Linked DNA regions of Mus musculus: region 2 is linked to region 1. The links are chromatin loops, found by intact Hi-C in ENCODE. Cell type or tissue: heart. All regions are shown on one strand. Each heading gives the region's core, and the rest is flanking DNA. Links, peaks and the distances in the headings are about the cores only.

Evidence for each region. Hi-C counts contacts between places; a loop is a spot of excess contacts. Peaks named below come from ENCODE experiments on the same cell type or tissue, not always from the same donor. Only the 100,000 strongest peaks of a DNase experiment are listed, where the experiment ranks them.
Region 2: it touches region 1 in a loop (8-fold over the local background); 14 of 42 quality-filtered maps call a loop at or near these places.

Annotation. Positions count from the first base shown.
Region 1 is chr6:51,870,759-51,880,546 of GRCm38, forward strand. Skap2 (src family associated phosphoprotein 2) reads right to left here. Exons shown (of 13, transcript NM_018773.2): 10 at 9,013-9,090; 11 at 3,717-3,829. Among named protein-coding and RNA genes, the nearest start is that of Skap2, 140 kb to the right of the region's middle. In heart, for the core only: a CTCF peak has its summit at 5,358 (motif pointing right); DNase peaks (open chromatin) are centred at 5,673 and 7,903; H3K27ac peaks cover 781 bases.
Region 2 is chr6:51,992,874-52,002,661 of GRCm38, forward strand. Skap2 (src family associated phosphoprotein 2) reads right to left here. Exons shown (of 13, transcript NM_018773.2): 4 at 3,144-3,251. Among named protein-coding and RNA genes, the nearest start is that of Skap2, 15 kb to the right of the region's middle. In heart, for the core only: a CTCF peak has its summit at 5,732; no DNase peak of the experiment used is centred there; H3K27me3 peaks cover 275 bases.

The DNA.
Region 1 (9,788 bases), core at 1,393-9,392:
GATGTATAATGAAAATCGCCTAACCATCAAATCAGTGAAATGTTTTCTACCACTACATTTACAAAATGGAAATGTCTTTTATTATAAAGCATACCATTTGATTTTTAAATTTGTCTAGATATGTATATTAAAAAAATCTTTCCTTAAACTATTTTGTGTTACCTTTTTAAAATGGACATATTCAAAACTGAGAAACTTGTGGGCAGTAAGTCAAATCATAGATAATACTTCAAATTAAAAGTCAGTATATTTCTAAGATTAAATTGTATTTTTAAAAAACTTTTTAAATAGTTTTATTTATTAAAAAAGGCATGGCATCGATTTCTTACAAAGTATTCATTTTCTATATCTTCACAAATATTATGCTAGATTTCTTAAAATATATTCTTCCTTTTTATACAATTTCCACACTAAATTCAAAATGATGAACACAATTTTTCATGATTAATGCTAATACTTTATTGACATGAGATGGGAGAGTAATCACCCATAGCTAGATGTAAAGCTAAATTAATGACACCAGTTTGATTGTGCACATTAGCTGCAATTACCTGCACCACTCATTCTGAGCCACTAGATGGTGTAAAAAAATAAATTAGAATGGTGAAAACTTCATGCCATCACCACAGAGATCTAGATAATACTCTAAGATTAAACACATTTCTAGTCATACAAAATAGTAGTTATTTTTATACTACTTCTGTTTTTAAGAATCAAATTAGACGTTTGCTTATGTGTTCTCTCCTTATACTGCATGGGCCTCAGGGGTTGAATTCAAGTTCTCAGAGTAAAACAGGCATTTTTACCTGCTGAGCCAACTGCTTATCCTTCTAAAAATATACAGCACTGGTCCCACCTTGATCTAGAAATCCACTGCTTTCTTCTGAAAAATCTTGAGTTCTCAATTTATTATTTTAGGCATTCAGAAATTAAACACAGTTATGGTATTAACTTAAGGTCTGTGTCTACCCAGGTTTGGACAAAACCGTAGGTTACAGCACCTGTGAGAGATCATCCCGTGTTTCTTTCTGCACCTGCACAGTACAAGGTGGGAAGGAATCTTCACACACACACTCACCTCCAAAGCCAGCAGAGAGCCCAGCAAAGTCAGCAGCAGCGTTGGGGCAGAGCCGGGAGGCTGTTCTCTCTATGGTACCATGCACCGCTCTCTGAGGCTTACAGCTGCTGACTGTGAGTATCAATCATTTAGCTATGGGGAGATACAGTGACTAACACGTTCATCTTTCTTGGCTCTTCTTTCAAAAACCAAAATTAGTCCCAACTAAAATGCTGTCTCTGGAAGGAACCCAATGTTGTTGGAACATCGAGCCTTGCAAAGGTCTGAAAGAGGAGGCCAGTTCTCTCCCAGATAACAGCATTTACGATGGTCAGACGGAAGTGAAGGCTACGTGTGAGCTGGGCTACCTCTAACCCCAGGTCTTAAACAGGTTTCAGAGAACTCAACTTCTACCCTCCCTCAGCATCCAGGAAGGACAGTGCACACTAGGACTACACCTTTAATTTCACAGGAACAGGAAATGGCGGAAGTGAGACAAGTCCGTGCCACTTTGCCTGGGGGAGGGGGTGGGGGTGGGTTGTCTGCCTGAGTTTCCAGCAGCCCAAGGTACCATTGAGAGGGCCTTAAGAAGAGGCCCATATGGACCCTGTTATAGCTGTCTCATATGAGGCTATGCCAGTGCCTGGCAAATACAGAAGAGGATGCTCACAGTCATCTATAGGATGGAACACAGGGGCCCCAAAGGAGAAGCTAGAGAAAGCACCCAAGGAGCTGAGGGGGGTCTGCAACCCTATAGGTAGAACAACAACATGAACTAACCACTACCCCCAGAGCTCGTATCTCTAGATGCGTATGTAGCAGAAGATGGCCTGGTCAGCCATCACTAGGAAGAGAGGCCCCTTGGTATTGCAAACTTTATATGCCCCAATACCAAGGGGCCTCTCTTGCCAGGGCCAAGAAGCGGGAGTGGGCGGGTAGGGGAGCAGGGCGGAGGGAGGGTATAGAGAACATCCGGGATAGCATTTGAAATGTATATAAAGAAAATATCTAATAAAAAATAAATTAAAAAAAAAGAAGCAGCCCATGTGGGCTTTACAAGCTCCACGTGTGCAAAGGAATACAGTGCTGTACCACATATCCCTACACTCTGAAATTTCAAATACAAGTTAATCAACCTTTGAATTTTATATACTCACAGCTACATTAGTTAAATAAACAGTGAGCTTGGTAAATTTGGGAGGAATTTCAGGAAAGTTTCCTGATAAGAACTGGGCCAAACAGTGTTATTTCTGTTAAGTAATTAACTTTAAAAGCTGCTATTTTAACTTGGGACAATTAAATGTTTGATAACAGACTTAGCCAAAAGCTGTCATGTGGATATGACAGTAAGATAACATAGCAACCCATGGATCCCACCATTGGGAGGCTGACTGGAGTTCACAACCAGCCTTGGCTTTGGGCTTCTCAATAAGTCGTAATCTGTATTATTAGTAAATATTCCTTCTCGCACTTCTCCTACTAATCTCCAAGTGCTTATGTATTATTCTTTAGGATTCCTGATGTCTAGAATGTGTCCTGGTATTGTACATGCTTTATATGGGATGGGATGGGATGGGATGGGATGGGATTAAGCAGAAGGGACAGAAATGAACTACTCTAGGAGTCAAGATAATATAGCTAGCTCATGTACTCTATCTGCACCAAGAATAGACAATCTTCATTAAGATGCCCACTCTAAGATTCTGTGACCAGCTGGGTCAAGATTTTCAGTGCCAGCCAACCAACATTAAAATCCAAAATGTGACATTATTTTCAAATTCTCTTTGTATCTAATAACACATATCATCTTTCTGAAATATCCAAAATATTTCTCAGCTCAATAATTTTAGGGTTATAAAGTGTTAGACTTATGACCTATATAACATTTCCCTGCTTATATTTAAGTCATTTTCATTCATGATTTGGTGCTAAGATAAGCTTAAAAACATTTTTAAAAATCCCTATAGTACAGTAGGAAAAACTTCAGAGTGAAAATTAAGAGAGTTCCAACACTGCATCAGAAACTGATGTCTGGAGCAGACAGGTTCTACAGTGCAGTGTCTTAAAAAGCAAAGACACGATTCTCATGTACATAAAGATGAGTTTGTGGCAATATACTTTGGTACTGCAATTACAAATATAGTGTGTTAAACTTTAAAAAATTACCTCAACTTGTCTGAATATAGAGCCTTTAAATTGTTGGAACACCCAATGTGTTTACACAAAGATGAAAACCTTTTTTTATAAACACAATGTTTCTACTGGAGAATGGCAGGCAAACTCAGAATAAGCACACAGAAGAATAAGGAGGAAGAAGCAAGAAAAACATAATTAATAACCTAATACCTTACAATGTTAACTTTCACATAAGTATATTGTTTCTGGATAAGGCAGTAGGTGGATGCCTGCCAAGGGCTAGAGTGACAGGTAAACACACGGCTAAGTTGAATCCTGTTATCTGATTGTGTTTAAATTCTGATTATAGTTCACTTGACAAAATAATTAATTATTGTGAACTTCCAATTGTTAACTAGGACCTAGAAGAATTCCAACTGGCATTTTTCCCTTGTGTTGTAAATTTAAATGCAGGAGAACTGAGCTGTGTATTTCCCGTTGACAGCTGTCATTTGTGGGGTGGGGTGGGGGGTAACTTTCTTACCTTGCTAAGAATGTAAATCACATCACCACGCTTAAAGGACAACTCATCAGACAGAGCTCCAGTGCAGTCCCACAGACCCTGGTAAAAATTAGCGTAATCAGTGCTTTTATCTCCTAGGAAAAAGAGAGAGAGACTTGGGGTTAAGGCTTGAATCAAAAGAAATTAAAGAACCATTTTAGATTGCCAAGAAAGAAGCCCTGGCCTGGATCATGGTACATCTTAGTGAACCTGCAACTACTCCTGAGCATGCTCATGAAGATTGTTTCAGAAGGTTTGGTTTTTCATGGCCCCCTCCACTTCTATCTGTAATCTATAACCTGTAGCAATTACATTCTCAAATAGCAAGGTGCTTCTGCTCATTTTTAATGGAAAGTCCTAAGCTCACTCGCTATGTGTTTAAAGAGCAACTGGTCTTACTGTACCATCAGAATATCTAAGGGACAGATTGGACATATCTGAAGTAACAATTTCATGGAGTTTAGAACACTTGATAAGAGCATAATAATAATAGCATACTTTAATACTCAAATATAAAGCATTTGTATCCAAAGTCTCTCAAAGTTGTCTCTAAAATACTTTTGCAGCTGTGAAATTGCTAATGCAGACTTTTGTTCGTCAGGTCTAGGACATTAGGCTCCCACAGTGGCGTTATCAGTTCATCCTTCTCCTGGCATAAGCACAATGGATGTGAAGTGCTCAAACTGCCATACACACCATTAACTGATTGATTATTTAGTGCTCGTCGCTCCGTAATACCACAGTAACTGGATAATGTATGCTTTGTCACTCACACAATGTGGCTCCTAAAACACAGCACACAGTTAAATACGCTGGATGCTTTTGTTACACAAGAGAACTGTTTCCTGTTTTTAATTTCGTGATAATTGAGTTCTGATGAGTTAAGGAAAAAAGACTGCAAGTTATATCAATAAGACACAAAATGCCCGTGTATTCACTAGCCAGGCGGAACACAGATGTGCTGACAGCTTCCATCGCTGCAATGTCAGCTTTGAATCCACGGGATAACGTGGACATGGATGCTGGATCAGGCTTGTCATCTCACTTTTAAACAAGAGGCGTCTTGGCAACCTCAATACAAACGGCCACATTAGTACAGTCAGCATAGTGTTGATCTCCACAAAGTATTAATTTATTAGGAGATTTAAATTCTCCTTAATGTCTTTAACATTTTTTAAAAAGGAGAATCTGAATAACATGGAATCTAAGTATTTGTGGGATGCACCGTTTCACTTAAATTTGTGAGAAAATAAACAAGGACTAGAAAATACAACCTAACAGAATCCTCTGTTAATTTTTATTTTTTAGGATGGAAAGAGAGGGACAATAGGAGCGGCATGATAGGATTGGGGGAGGGGAGGAGGAGGAGGAAGAAGGAGGGAGGAAGGGAGAGAGGGAGGGGGGAGAGGGAGGGAGGGAGAGGGAGAGAGAGAGAGAGAGAGAGACCGACCCTGTATTGGCCTCTCCACTGTAGTAGCACTTGGGCTCAGAGCACTAAAACCAGCAGGGGCATGTGCAAGCCCCAGAATCCAACCAGGAGCTAATAGTGCTTGTGGCCACCCCTATCACATCCTCCCCCAGCCCCCAGGCATATATTAAATACATTCTGTAAACAGACACTAGAGGGCACTCCAGCTGGCCAGATACCTCCAAGCATTGACCATTTCTTTCTTTCTTTTTTTTTTTTTTTAAAAATCACTTAATAATAAAGTGACTGATTTCCTTTAAAAACCACTTATTTAGACAAATAGAGATTTAGAATTGAAACATTCCTGTCAGATTAAATCAACTGCTAATTGGGTCAAATGTTGCACCCCATGTGGTCTCTCAGTGTCAGCTTGAAAGTCAAGGAGTTAGAGCAGACAGGATGACATCATCTCACACGTGAGGCCTGCCACACAGTTCTAGCCAAGTCAAAGAAGGTCTAAATAGCTAGTTTCCCCAGTAGCCCTTCCCCCACCCCCCAACTTGTTCCCCACGCTGCTCAGGCCTTAGGCTTGGTCCGAAGACGTGGAAGAAACAAACTTTGGCTGAAAAACTGAGGTCAAAGTTTTTGGTGGAGCTGTGGGATCCCAGGTCCCAGCTGTCCGGGCCCTCCTCTGGTTCAGACCTTCTCACAGTACTTTTCAATTAACATGTTTTTTGTTTGTTTTTTGTTTTGTTTTTTGTTTTTTTTTTTTTTAAGTAGGGGGAGGAAAGAAAGGACAAAAAACCCCAAGTATCCAGTGATTTTAAATACACATTCTTACCACTTTGGTTTCTCTTTCCCTGGATACACTTGGAGAGACTCCCATTAACACTAATGGGAGTTACAGGAGCAGCAAGGGGAGAGACCCCCACGGTGTACAAGATGCATCTCTCCCTAGATGTGCATCAGGGGCATTCCATTAAACCTCACTGCTGCAAGGAAGTCAGGGAAGAGCCAGGGATTCAGCAGAGCCGGGGAAAGACACATTTTCAACTGTGCCTCCTGTAATCTTGATGATGATGGAGTCCAAAAAATGACGGACGGTCGGTCCCATGGACAGTGAGCACCGCTGAGGAGCACTCTGTGTGCCATCTGTGCGTCTATGACTGGCGTTCTAAGTGAAGAGCGGGCATCTACAGTGAGGGGAAGGCCAGCAGTGTGTGTGCTAGCTGCCTCCCCGGAAAGCATGCCAGACAAAAAGAATCAGGAGTGATCTTATTTGTGGAAAGCAGGAAGCTCCTATAGCTTATCTCTAAAATGGAGTGGCTCTAAACACACATAGACAAAACTCATGTACAAAAACAGCTTTGAAAGCACAGAAGGCTCACAAACACTAGCAGTCTTTGCCTGTGCTCGGGGAGATAACCCACAGGACATGACTTTGCTTTGCTTTGTGGCACAGGGATAGCAGATGCAGAGCCTCGAGTAGGCTAGTCAGAATGCCTTCCTGCTGAGAACCATCCCTGGCCCCAAGAAAGGCAGGCATTCTGTAGACTATGGAACACTCACAAGCACAGATAATGTGGTTTCGCTGTCTTTACTCGGCATGTTAACACCATTCTATCTATACCACAGTCAATATTTTGAAAATTACACACAAAATGTCACCTTGCTATGTGTGCTGTCCTGAGGGGCATGAATTACTTTTGAAAGAAGGTTTAAAAAGGAAAGTTAGCTAGCCTTTGAAAAATGTACACAATGAGCTTTTAAATTTTTATAAAAATACATATTTGGCAAAGCTAACAGGATTGTTACCAAAGTACAAATTAAGCAAGTAACCGCCAGATAGTCCACAAACACAAGATTATAAAAGGCATGTTGACAATGAATGAAGCATGATGCCGACACCAGAGACCCTTTCCCTAAGTACTGCAAGCCTGAAAAGTGTTTTAGAAAGGACAGCAGATTTTTATATTGTTAAAAACATCAAGCGGGCCCATCTATATACCTATAAATATACATGACCTTTGTAAGATGAGTGAATGTGAAGCGACTTGTAGGAGACAAGATGAACTCAGCTTTACCTTTAGATTTTACATTGCAACACTGAGTCTCTTCCTGCAAAATTAGTCAATGTAAAAAATATACATCAAATTCTTGAGCGAGGTTAGAAGTTCACAAGATGAGATGCTAGGCAGAAAGCAACACTCTTGTCAGCTCAGTGCTCCTAGTGGCAAGCACAGAGTCCCTGACGGCTTGCTTTGCGAAGGCATTGAATGATGGCTTGAAAGAGCTCTGTGGCACAAGAGACAGACATTGCAGTATCTTGTGGCTATGGCATGAAAAGCTCATCAACTTACTGGATTCCTTTGAGAAAAACTCTTTTCCCCCTACCCTCAAAGGCAAACATTTGAGGCATGCTCACTTGTGCCTGTGGAAGGTCTATCTACTATCTGTTTCTACCCTCTCTACCTGCATAGACATTTTACAAAGAAACATGCATGCTCTTGGCAGAAGCATCATGATTCAGAACTTTAAAAACAGATACCTAATTTACTATCAAGCATAGAGTGCCTGGGCTTTGCTTGCTGCCATGTTTTACAACTCTATTTTATAGGGCAAGAGGGCTAACAACTAATGACTTTGTCTTGTTTCCTTTCTGTCAAGGAAAAAAAAAAAAGGCAAACCCAAACCTTCTACAGCAACCTGCTCCTGCCTTCCTGTCCAGGTCTAGAGTCAGGCCCGCTTCCTTCCCATATGTCACAGTAGGAAGGCCCCAGGAAAGCTACTTCCTGAACACGCACTGCTTGTCCACCCTGCTTCTGACAACTCAAAAGAGTGATGTATGGACATATCAGAGAGAGGAAGGTGACCCTAGCTCCAGCTCTTTACAGGACCTGGGGGTGACAGGGCAGACCTCACCCCAGCTGACATATGGCTGTGAAGAGGTGTAAAGTTCTGATAAGAAGGCTGCCCATCTCTTCTTTCCCTGTAAAATAAATGCTGGTTTATCAAAGTTAACTTCATGTTTGTGCTACAGATAGTTTATCTTGTGCTACTTGGAAATAGCAACAAGCAAGAAGAGTTGTCCGTATTGTGTGTGTGTACATGGTGTGCACATAATTAGTACTTGGGGCCCAGTGCCAGGTGGAAATGGATAGTGCAGAATATCTTCCCCAGTCTGCTAGGCAACCAGTGTCCTTTCCTCATTTTTAAGCTGCTGTCACTGGACTCTGGCATTTCTTACCCAATTCATTTGCTTTCTGTGTTAATCATATGCAATGAAGATATGCATGGCCAACATTTAAACAGGCTGCAGATCAATTAGCGGTCTTAAGTTTATCTGATTTTTATCAAAGAAGACAGAGCTGTGGGTCGATTGTCAGAGCCTGTGTCAAGTTGACCTTTTCAGAGATGTCTACATTGCCAGTCCCTTGGGCAACTTGTTGTCCCCTGTTAGTCTCTGAATGGCAGAAGTCTGTTCTGCTCAAGCACAAAGTATACACAGATGTCTATATTACATTCTTATAGGTTTGACAGCAACTGCATGTTGTATCTATAAACTGTCCTTTAGCAGTGACACTTCCTCAATGATGATAAGCTAATTTATGCAACTAAATCTCCTTTGTGCAGAAATGAAAGCTAATTGAGTCATTACAAAGTAATTCAGGAAGGAATACCTTGTATAAATTGGCTTACTTTATAAATCCTTCTCAAGTGGTTTTCATGCATCCTAAATGGGACTAAGCAGCTTATCAAGCATAAGACATACAGACCAAACAAGTCAACTTCTTCAGGGAGCTGTGCAAACATCCTCAGAGGGTTAGAAAGTGACTCTAACAAAACCAAAATAGACTTTGCCAGTGCTACCTGAGGTGTGATGCACACTGTCCCGACTTCCCTTCCCTTGCTCGTCCATCTTCACTGAAGCAGTGTCCTCTTCCTCCTCTGCAAATAAACAGAGTCAGTGGCACATTAACAGGCCCCATGTCAATCACAGCACCCACCCTGCTTAAAGAGCAAGACAAAGTCTACAGCACTTAATAATTATCTTTAAGAGCACAAAACACCCAAGATTCATATTCCTTTGTTAATAACCAAACAACATCCTCACCAAGGCTTACGTTGACCTGATACAATATAAGATATACCCTACTGTGTTGCACATTTGTTTTAAATGTACAGAGAAACTTGTCTGGAGCAATCTTAAATCCAGGACAGCCCTTAGACCTAGTAAAGTAACAGCCAACTTTATACAGATATGCTATATTATACTGAATAGCAGGAGTACTACAATACATGGTTCCTAAAACATCAAGACAGCACAGAAAACAGCGTCTGACATAAAATGCAGATGACCTGTAAGTCATCAAACCCCAGCCATGCTCGCTGGTTTCCTCACTTAGTCCTCTCACAAGAGGCTGCTAGATAGTCCTAACACTTAAAGGTCATTTCCCCAAATTCTACTGTGGATCTCCTATGTGTCACATATCGCAGAAGGAAAGGCTTTATAGATGAATGATTATAAATCCTCATTCTATAGATAAGTAAATTGAGATGCATAGGTGGCAAACTTCCAAAGCATGCGATTTAAAGTTGAGGCTGTGGGTATGAACCCATGTTCTTTATCCTCTCCGCAGTCAGTG
Region 2 (9,788 bases), core at 888-8,887, 120 kb after region 1:
ATTTATGTTACAAGTCCAGTCATCAATACAGTGCTTTTTTTTTCAATGTACCACTCAAAAATCAATTATATCAACTCATTTGTATAGAGGAGAGAGCACCTTTCACGCAACTAGTATTAATGAGCAGACGTGACTATAGGATCTCCATCTGTTTCTCTGACAAAGCGGTGACTTCTCTAGTCTCTCATTGAAATTCCATTAATCTGGTGTACCAGGGTCCAATGTGAAAATCAAAACTCCATCTAACCCTTTATCAGCTCTCAATAACCTACACGTGAACTCTGCCTGTTAGCACGCAGCAAGTTATGATTTTGCTATCCATCAGGCAGCTGGCCAACAGCAACAACAACAACAAAAGACAGAATAGAAGACAGAAACCAGGCAGGCTGGAAACAACATGTCTGGCAGGGTCTGAAGATGTTGTTTTTGTTTCTGTTTTCATCCCCATTCAGTGTCGATAGGGTGTCTGGCCTTTGTGAGATTATGCATTATCCTCCTTGCCTGTGATTTAATTGCTACCAGCAATCAAGTCGAAGCATCACTGAAGTGTGCTTGAATTTCATTAGAAGATATAACTTATGCTACTTTCCTACAGTACCTAATAAACCATAAAGAAACCAAAACACATATGGCTTGAGGGAATAACTGGAAAATTAGGTGGCCATTTGGGAACTGGGTGAACTTTTGAACCAGAGGAACAGAGAAAAAGAAATATTAAAGGGAAAGACAGACTTAGAATTCATAGAGATGTGCAGCTTTGACCTTTACAATACCTTGAAAATTACATTAACTCTATGAAAAATACATTATCATGCTTCGAGTTTATAATCCATCAACATTCAGATACTGCTAGTGCCTGCCACAAGGTAAAAGTCAAAAGGACAAAACAACAACCTGACTTGACAAAGGCTAAGCGGCTACAGTTATTGTTAAATACATTTTTGTAATTAACACATCATTAGACTGATAACAGGAAAGGAAATTATATTCCACAAATCACAGAGAACACAGACAAAAATCTTTGCTGCAAAGAGCAAATGAGATGTTAGGTTGCAGTGACTGTCCAGTGACTGTATGAAAATGAACCTATCATGTTCCAAGAATATGTAAAGTTGCTAAAATCCTATTACTAATATATCACAATGAATCATAATAAAAGTAGAACATCTAATCTGCTCAAGAAATGTTTATGCACTAATAAATAAGCACAGATATTTAACAAAACTAGTGCTACACATAACCATGCCATCAATTACCTTTTAACGTTTTTTTCCTATTAATGCATTTATTTTGACTTTGAAAACACATGGAAAATTTTTAACTTGTTTATATGTATTTATTATGGGAGTGGTAAACATATGTACCAGAGTACTCATGAGAAGGTCAGAGACCAACTTGTGGGAATTGGTTTTCTCTTTCTACCACAAGTCCTGGGGATGGGACTCGGGTCTTCAGGCTTAGCAGCCATCTCACCAGGCACCAAAATCATTTATTCTTAAGAGAGAAAATGATAATCATAAAAATATTCTATAATTTAATAACAATTTACTTTAGACTATTTCTGGATCATATATATTTAACTGTTAGATTATTTTTTAAATTGTAGGTTTTTTTCATATTCAATAATATAATGGCCTCTACATATCAAAATATTTGTGCTATTTTTGAGAACTTGATAAACCGACTTGATGATATAGTAAATGTATATTTATTCTTTTGAATATAAATGTTCTGTCTCTGTGCATTTGTATAGATACATACACACACACACGTACATACGTTTTACAGAAAAGCAAACCAAATCATTGAAGTGAGGCTTAAAACAGTACATCTTAATTAATAATTTATTATTTTGCCTGAAAATACGATTTCTTCAATTATAAAATGGTAGCTATGAGGGCAGAGAGGGTGGTACTTGGCTATAGATGGCAAGCACTGGTGAAAAGAAGCATGCATCTTTGTATAAGACAGAAGACAGATAACATCCCTCCCTTTAAAATGTATTAAATGTAAAAGTTAACACAAAATGGATGCAATTATCACTGTTACACATTGGACAAAGTTCTGGATGTAAAAAAAGACTGTTTTGTTCTGAGTCAGTGGTTAGAATGTTTATCACTTATGCATGTACTCGACTTATCCCTGTTCTGCAATAGACATAATTTTATACCTCATAAAAGCAATTTATGTTTCCAAAGGGAATGATCTGGATAACATGGAATGTGGAGCGCTCTGATGCAGGAAGCACATTTTCATTCAGCAACTGTACTTAGAGACAGAACTGCACAGTCTGATTATCATATGGTGACAAAAGGCATCCTTCATTTCTATGTCTCAGTGAAACTTTGAGTGGCACAAATTAATATGCATGGCTAATGCACTGGTATGCATTCTTAATTTATACCTATAGATCACTCTTATGAGCTTTCTGGAGTGCCGAGTCACTTGACTAGCTATCAAAAAGGAGGCACTTGCTGCATCCTAAAAATAAGATTCATAAATCTGGTAACAGACCATAAGTTTTAAAAATCACTAAAATATAAACAATCAACTCTACTACTAATTCAATTAATATAAGACACCGTACTACTAATGCATAATATGGGGCAGGGTTAAAGGGTGATCAGAAAAATGAAAATGTATAGTAAAAAGGCATTTGATTAGGAAAAAAACTGTCTCAATATGAGAAGGTAATGTAGAAATAATTAATTTAATATTTTATGAACTCATTTTGTATTAAGTTTTAAGAAAAAATATACCAAATCTCTTGTTCATTACTCATACACTAAATAATACAAAAAAACATTAAGGAACACAATCAAATATTAAGCAAGACTATGATCATGTTAAATGAACCAACAAACTGTTACTAAAACCCTTCCTGTAATAGTACCAGCACTTGCCGAAAGATTCTAGTCAAAAGGGTTCTCTTTACCAAGGCAGCATCTACACATTCAAGAAGCCGCCCTAGGACCACAGAGAGAGAGAGAGAGAGAGAGAGAGCGAGCTTCAGAAAAGGTTCTGTTAAAGCTGAGGTCCCCCAATTCCACACTTTCTGCTTCCTGTTAAGCCCACTCCCTCGACATGCGGCAGATCTGTATGACATTTCCAAGAGGTATATTCTAGGAGAGGATGTCACATACCATCAGAGGGGCCATCATCATCTTTATCGTAGCGCTCTGAGGCTAAGGAAATCGTGTCTGCAGGCCCAGCAAAGGGATCGTCATATTCATCGCCGTCCTCAGCATCACCTGTAAAGGAAGCAGAAAAAAGCCTCCTATGATCTGCCCACTGGAAATAGGGATAGCCTGCCATACGAGGTCAGTTTGACCATTAAATTCCACCACTGCAACAGAACACACACACACACACACACACACACACACACACACACACAAACCTATTTAACTAAGTAAAACCACGTCTGACATTATTCTATATGAGTTGTAATATAAATGACTTAGTAAATACTTTTAAAGGTCATCAGACAACTGCTTACTTATGACCCAAAAGAATTTAGTCCCAAGACCAAGGTTTCTAGAAGTTAAAAAAAAAAAAAACTAAGCAAGACCAATAAGATAATGAGAATAACAAGAACTGAAAAGTGGAAAGAGCAACTGAGAAAATAATTCAGGTACTCCCCTTACTTATGCAGTCGTCTGAAACCTGTAATGAGGGGCTGACTAGGAAAAGCCCAGGAATACAGTTTCCATTAAAAGTCATAGGATTATGTTTGATAAAAGGAGTTACATTTTCAAAAGCAGGAATTCATTAAGCATAAAATGCTTTAAGAGTCATATAATCCCTCTAAATTCAAACACAATAACCTACAAACCTTTCCCGTTTTCACACAGTGGTTTCAATCACTGGTTTCATGTGAGAGCCTGTTTCCTACTTGATTCTCAAATCCTCGGATGCTTTGTTAGGGCTTTTTTTTTTTTTTTTTAATGTGTTTGCTTTACATATTTAATCCCCATGATAAGAGCTTTGGGGTATTTTCCCATGTACTTGACTAAAATATTTTTTAAATGAATTAGCTATTTGCTAAGCTCAGTTATACATTTATTTTTCTTATGAATTCAACAGTGTAGAAAAACATATGCTTAATAGTATACTAACTGGTAACAGTTTAAATTATCTGCTATCAGTTGAAGGATGTTTGGTAAAGGGACATGTACATCCTTTGGCATCCATCTGATGGCTTCTTCTTATTTTTCTAAACATTATTAATAGAGGCTGCCTCTTTCAAGATAATATTGCCTACATAATTTAAAATTAAATGTTAATTTCTATTTCTTTATGATTTTGCTATTTCGTGTACAACCATCACCCTTACCCTCAAAACTGTAAAGATGGTGACATCCTCATGAAGACAGACACCTATCTCATCATCCTTGGCAATTCTGTCACTGATGCACTAAATATGGTAATATGTTTGCAATCAAAATTCCAAGGACTGCATATAGATGCTGCCACCTCTTTAGAACTCATCTTTCTCAAGACATTCAAAGTACTTTCCAGGACATTAGAATGTCTCTCTTATACATAAAGTTTTGATTTTAAAAGGAGCCTCGAAAAATACTTTTGAAATATTCTGAACATGATTGATTGTACATGGAATGTAAAATAAAGATCACAAAATTCTCAGTTACTTTTAGTTGCCTGGCCTATTTCTGTTTGTTTGTTTGTTTGTTTGTTTGTTTTCGAGACAGGGTTTTTCTGTGTAGCCCTGGCTATCCTCGAACTCACTTTGTAGACCAGGCTGGCCTTGAACTCAGAAATCAGCCTGCCTCTGCCTCCCTAGTGCTGGGATTAAAGGCGTGCGCCACCACGCCCGCTGTGACCTATTTTTAATGAAGTAAGAATTGTTATAATATTGATTCTCTAAGGACTCTTCATATTACACACTAGACAATAAACCTTGCTAAAGTTTTAAGGTATCAGGACACTTTATGTACATTTCCAGGACTTAGCATTCAGTATGTTAGCTACTATAACTACAAAACCACTAAAGCTAATGAACAGAATGGAATCTGGACAGTCAGGCTTAATCCTCACACGCTACATGGGAATGAACAGATGAATTAAAACTTTTTTTAGAGTTTTGAAAATCAATAGTTAAACTTTTGATAAGGCTATTGTCTATTTTAATGTATGTGATCTTACACACATGGACTCATATACCAATCTATATTCAATGTATATGATATATATAACAAAGATTATAAACACTGTAACATCAAAAACATTTAATATAAGAAAATATATCCTATAAAAATCTGTCACTGACATGTTGAAGACTTCTCTAGTTTTGTTTTTTTTAATATATACTTTTATGTTACTATTAAAATTAAATTGTCTTCAATTTACCTATTATAAAAACTGAAATTGATTGAAAGGATGGATTTTTAAAATTGGTGTGATATTTGTATTTACCAAAGACAAGCTAAATTACATACTGCTACAGGACTGTTTACTACCGGCCCGCACACCACCTCCTGCCACCCCTCTCTGATCCCAAGAACTGCTCTAAATGTACGGGAATCTACACAGCATCTGTGCGGGAAACCTATCTTTTTAAAAGTGCATTATATTGAAAAACACTACTTTTCAGCATGGCTTTACTGCACTGATGATCCATCCCTTTACCCTCCTCTGAGTTTGTTTTCCAACCATTTCCTCAACCAATAAAGAGGATAAGCTGTTCTCCTCTGAGGATCTTTAACTGAACACAGGGGTCGCTGTTGAGTAGCACACAGCATCTTTCCTCCCCAGGGCTAAGTATCTATAGCTATACCTACAAAGGATTCTATGAATTAAAAGAAAAACGTTCAATGTGTGTTTATGTAATAAAATACTGAACTCCGAATCAACAATGGGCATCAGGTAAAAGTATCCAATACAATTTACAGACATAATTGAAAGCATTACAGACTAATCAGACATCTAAAAGAAAAGCATGCTCAAATGTAATGTCTGCAGAGTCATTAGTTGGCAGTCATTCTATTACAATCACACATAATGTCCATGGTGCCTTGAGCCTGTGCCAATGACAACAGCATAAATTTTGCATCTCATTTCTGTGGTCATAAAATTAATGATCAGTTTAAAAATACTTCTTTGTAAAAGTTATTGCGCAAAGAAAAGACATGAATGTGTCCCTGTTATGTACTCACAAGGATAATTATGGGGTTGTTGCTCATTAATACTGTTTCTTGTTTCCCTAGAAAAGCATTTGATTTATCCCACAACTTTCAAAAGTTTAATTAACGATACAAAGTTAACCATCTAAAAGACAATGATCCAAGGCTCCCCTTCCCAGCGTTTTAGTGGCACCTTCCAGGCTTCATCGCACCACAGCAGCACAGGTCCCTGGTAACTATTTTGAAATTTATAATACTGCTAGCCACCCCTTTTCACAGGGCTTATAATCAATTACCATTTTCCTAAATGCCTAGAGATGCAGCCAACAGTGACAGCGCAGGCATGAGCTCCACCACCACTGCAGGCATTCTGCCCAATTTGTTGCTTATTTTGTTAAATAAAGTCCGATTTTAAACATAATCAGATAATCAGCCAAATATACCTATAATTTACAGTCTAATTTGTATACATATTGAAATGTTACTTGTACTTCATAAATTTGTATAACTGTTAACTTAAAGAAAATTATAACTAACATATTATTTAGAGAATAATTGTTCCTTCACACAGAGCATCGAGGACAAAATTTGGAGAGATAACTCCAAGTGAGAACAAATTAATTTCTAAATCTGTTCATTTGACCAATCTGATTTCTCCAGTACTAATACATAATAAACATATAAATTCATGCATTTACTCTGTAATTTCTTAAAGGAAGCTTAGTTCCTAAAACACTGAATGACACAAGTAAGATTTTCCTCTCATTCTTAGAAGGCCAACTTAGAGCCAACAAACAATAAACATAACTCACACCAAACTGAGGCAGAGATTCAAAATAAGGGCATCATTTCTCCGGGACTACCTTGGAAACAGGCTCCTACCATTACCGGCCCCATTATCTCAAACATGCTTTAACACCCTTGTACAAGCATGGGGAGGGAGGGAGGGAGGGAGACAGGAGGGGCGAAATGGAACTCCTTGAGTTTAATTTGCTCAGATTTCATTATGGAGTTAAGTTTCAATTGAGAATATACTATGTTAGGAAATTAAACCCAAAGACTGACTCTTCCATTAGTCTGAAGACTCCACTAGGACAAACTAAAATATATCCCCTCTTACCTAACAGTCTTGCTATTTTTACAAAGTGGCCCACTAATAAGCTTAGATAATACAAACGAGAAGGTCAAAGGAAATTGCTTTCTAAATAAATCTGTGCATATTTAACAATACTGATAGAGTTGTAAGGACAAAAATCTATTAATTGTTTTTCACAGTTAGAGGGAAAGGGACCAAAGCTGCTGCATCTAAAGCAATCCCATTTAAAAACTAGATGCTGGCCCAGCGCAAGGGCTCGGCCAGAGTACATGTCTATGCTGGCCCAGCACAGGAAGAGCCAAAGGCAGGGGGATAAAAAAAAATCTAGATTCCAATAACTACAAATTTGAAACTTATTCTCTTGAAATGGTGTACCATTTAATACCTACTTTTTAAATGACTTAGACATTTCTAAAAACTTCTTTCAAAACTGAACTTCTGAATCAAGACTAACTTCAATCCTCTTGAACAATAAAGTCACAATAGAGAAATACACTGAGAAGGACTTACTGAATATCTACTATGTGTTACGTTACCTTCTTCTGATAAATCTATAAAGGAAGCAATACCTAAATCAGTACTAACACTAATACAAGGTAAAAATTTAACTCTTTGTGGTAAGCCTAATATGTATTAGAAAACTCTAGCTAATGATTAATAATAGTCTTTACAAAAATAGTAATGTGGTAACTGCAAAAATAACTATTTTAAGTCACTTTAAGAGAACTGTGACAGAGAACAATTATAAAATAATTATGTATTATGGGTAGGATGGTGTACATCCATGATCCCAGCTCTTGGGAGGCAGAGGCAGAAAAATCCTGAGCTAGAGGCTGGCCTAGAATACAAAAAGGGATGCTGTCTCAAAAAAAATTTTTTTTATCATATAACATAATTCCAGTACACAAAGACCTGGAGCCTACAGGGTTAGGGTTCAGGAGAGCACCCGACAGTGTCAGGATATATTGCAACTATGATAGTAGCATTAGTTACCCATCTTGCTCAAGAGTTCCAGAGTCACGGGGACCTTATGAAGAGGCAGTGTTTCTAATGAATAACAGGGACTATACCAAGCTCACTGTTTTCTGTCTAAATTCAAATCCTTTTTTTACTAAAAATGAAGGCATTTAGATAAACAACTGATGATTATTCTAAAGTTACAACTTGACAAAACTCAATGGGGAATCTATGCTCACAGAGTAGAGATCTTTTGAAAAAAGATGCATGCTGGGTAACCACTTTGCAACCATTAAATCTGTGTCCTTTACTAGTCCTAATAGGCTAGAAAATAGTCTTTTTAGAACAAAACTAAATATATTGTGAGGGTGTGATGGCATAAAATTACTCAGCTTCTCATATTTCTCCAAGGTATACATCTAATTTATCCACAGGCTTACTTTGTGCAGGCGCTCTCAGTGATTAGTTAACTCAATTCAGCAGTATTGAGCTGCAAATGACTTATTCAGAGGCAAATGATTATGGGGAAATCTCTGAATTCCACATTATTTGAACTCTTATTCTAAGCTCATTTTTCAATTTCTATCAAATACTGTATAAACTTCCATACTCTTTGGAGACAAAGAATGTATCTCAGTAATGTAATTTTAATATCCACACACCTGAACAAGTTCTAAAACAGAATCCCAAAGGGAAAGCTTGCAATTATACAATGGCTTCCCATTACCATGCCTTCTTAGCTTAAAATTGTTTAATGTCCAAATAATTAAGCCACAATGAGAGTTCAGCAAATACTCAGTGCAACAATATACGCCTTTTAAGAAGAGGTAAGACCTGGTATCTATTATTTCCTCACAAATAATGTATTATATTTTTAAAAAATCATCATCAAAATGTATAAGCCCATTTGTGCATTCACCTAGGTAAATGCAATAGGATTAAGGCCAAGTTTAAGACTCCCTGAGGCACACAACTGCAAGGACTAGGAAGGAGGAGACTTTGCCTGCTCTTGTCTGCATTTTAGTATGGCAAAGCTTCTCTTAGCTCACTTGGATCACACCGATCCTGACAAGGGACTGTGAAAGAAACTGTTAACTGCCTTGAAACTGAGGCTGTGTGGGGCTAAGAACTTGGTGTCCTAAAAGCTGTGGCTGGCCTCTCACTGCTGACAGCTCAGACGGGGGATTAATGTTAGGACCCAGTTAGAAGGTGCCACACTATTTTCTTGTCCAGACTTAGAAACTAGTTCCACAGATTAGGGGACCTCACGTTGTTATCGTCATACTAACCTTCACAAGCTGAAGGCCATGAGAGTGAATTAGCACCTTAGAGAGAAGGACAGTGTGCAGGTCCTCTCAAAGGACTCAAACTGTGAAGAACCTGGAAGCTCCAGTGCTGAGCAAGTGTCTCAAGTCTAAAGGAAATCTGTCAGCTCGCCAGCACTACCGCATACCTCAAAAACAATGAAACCAAATGCCCATCTCTAACAACGTCTAAAATACACATTTATTCCAAACAAAAGAACCAAAATAAAGATTGGCATTTATTTATCCTGTCAAATAAAATTCGTACCAGTTTTTACCCATCCTTTA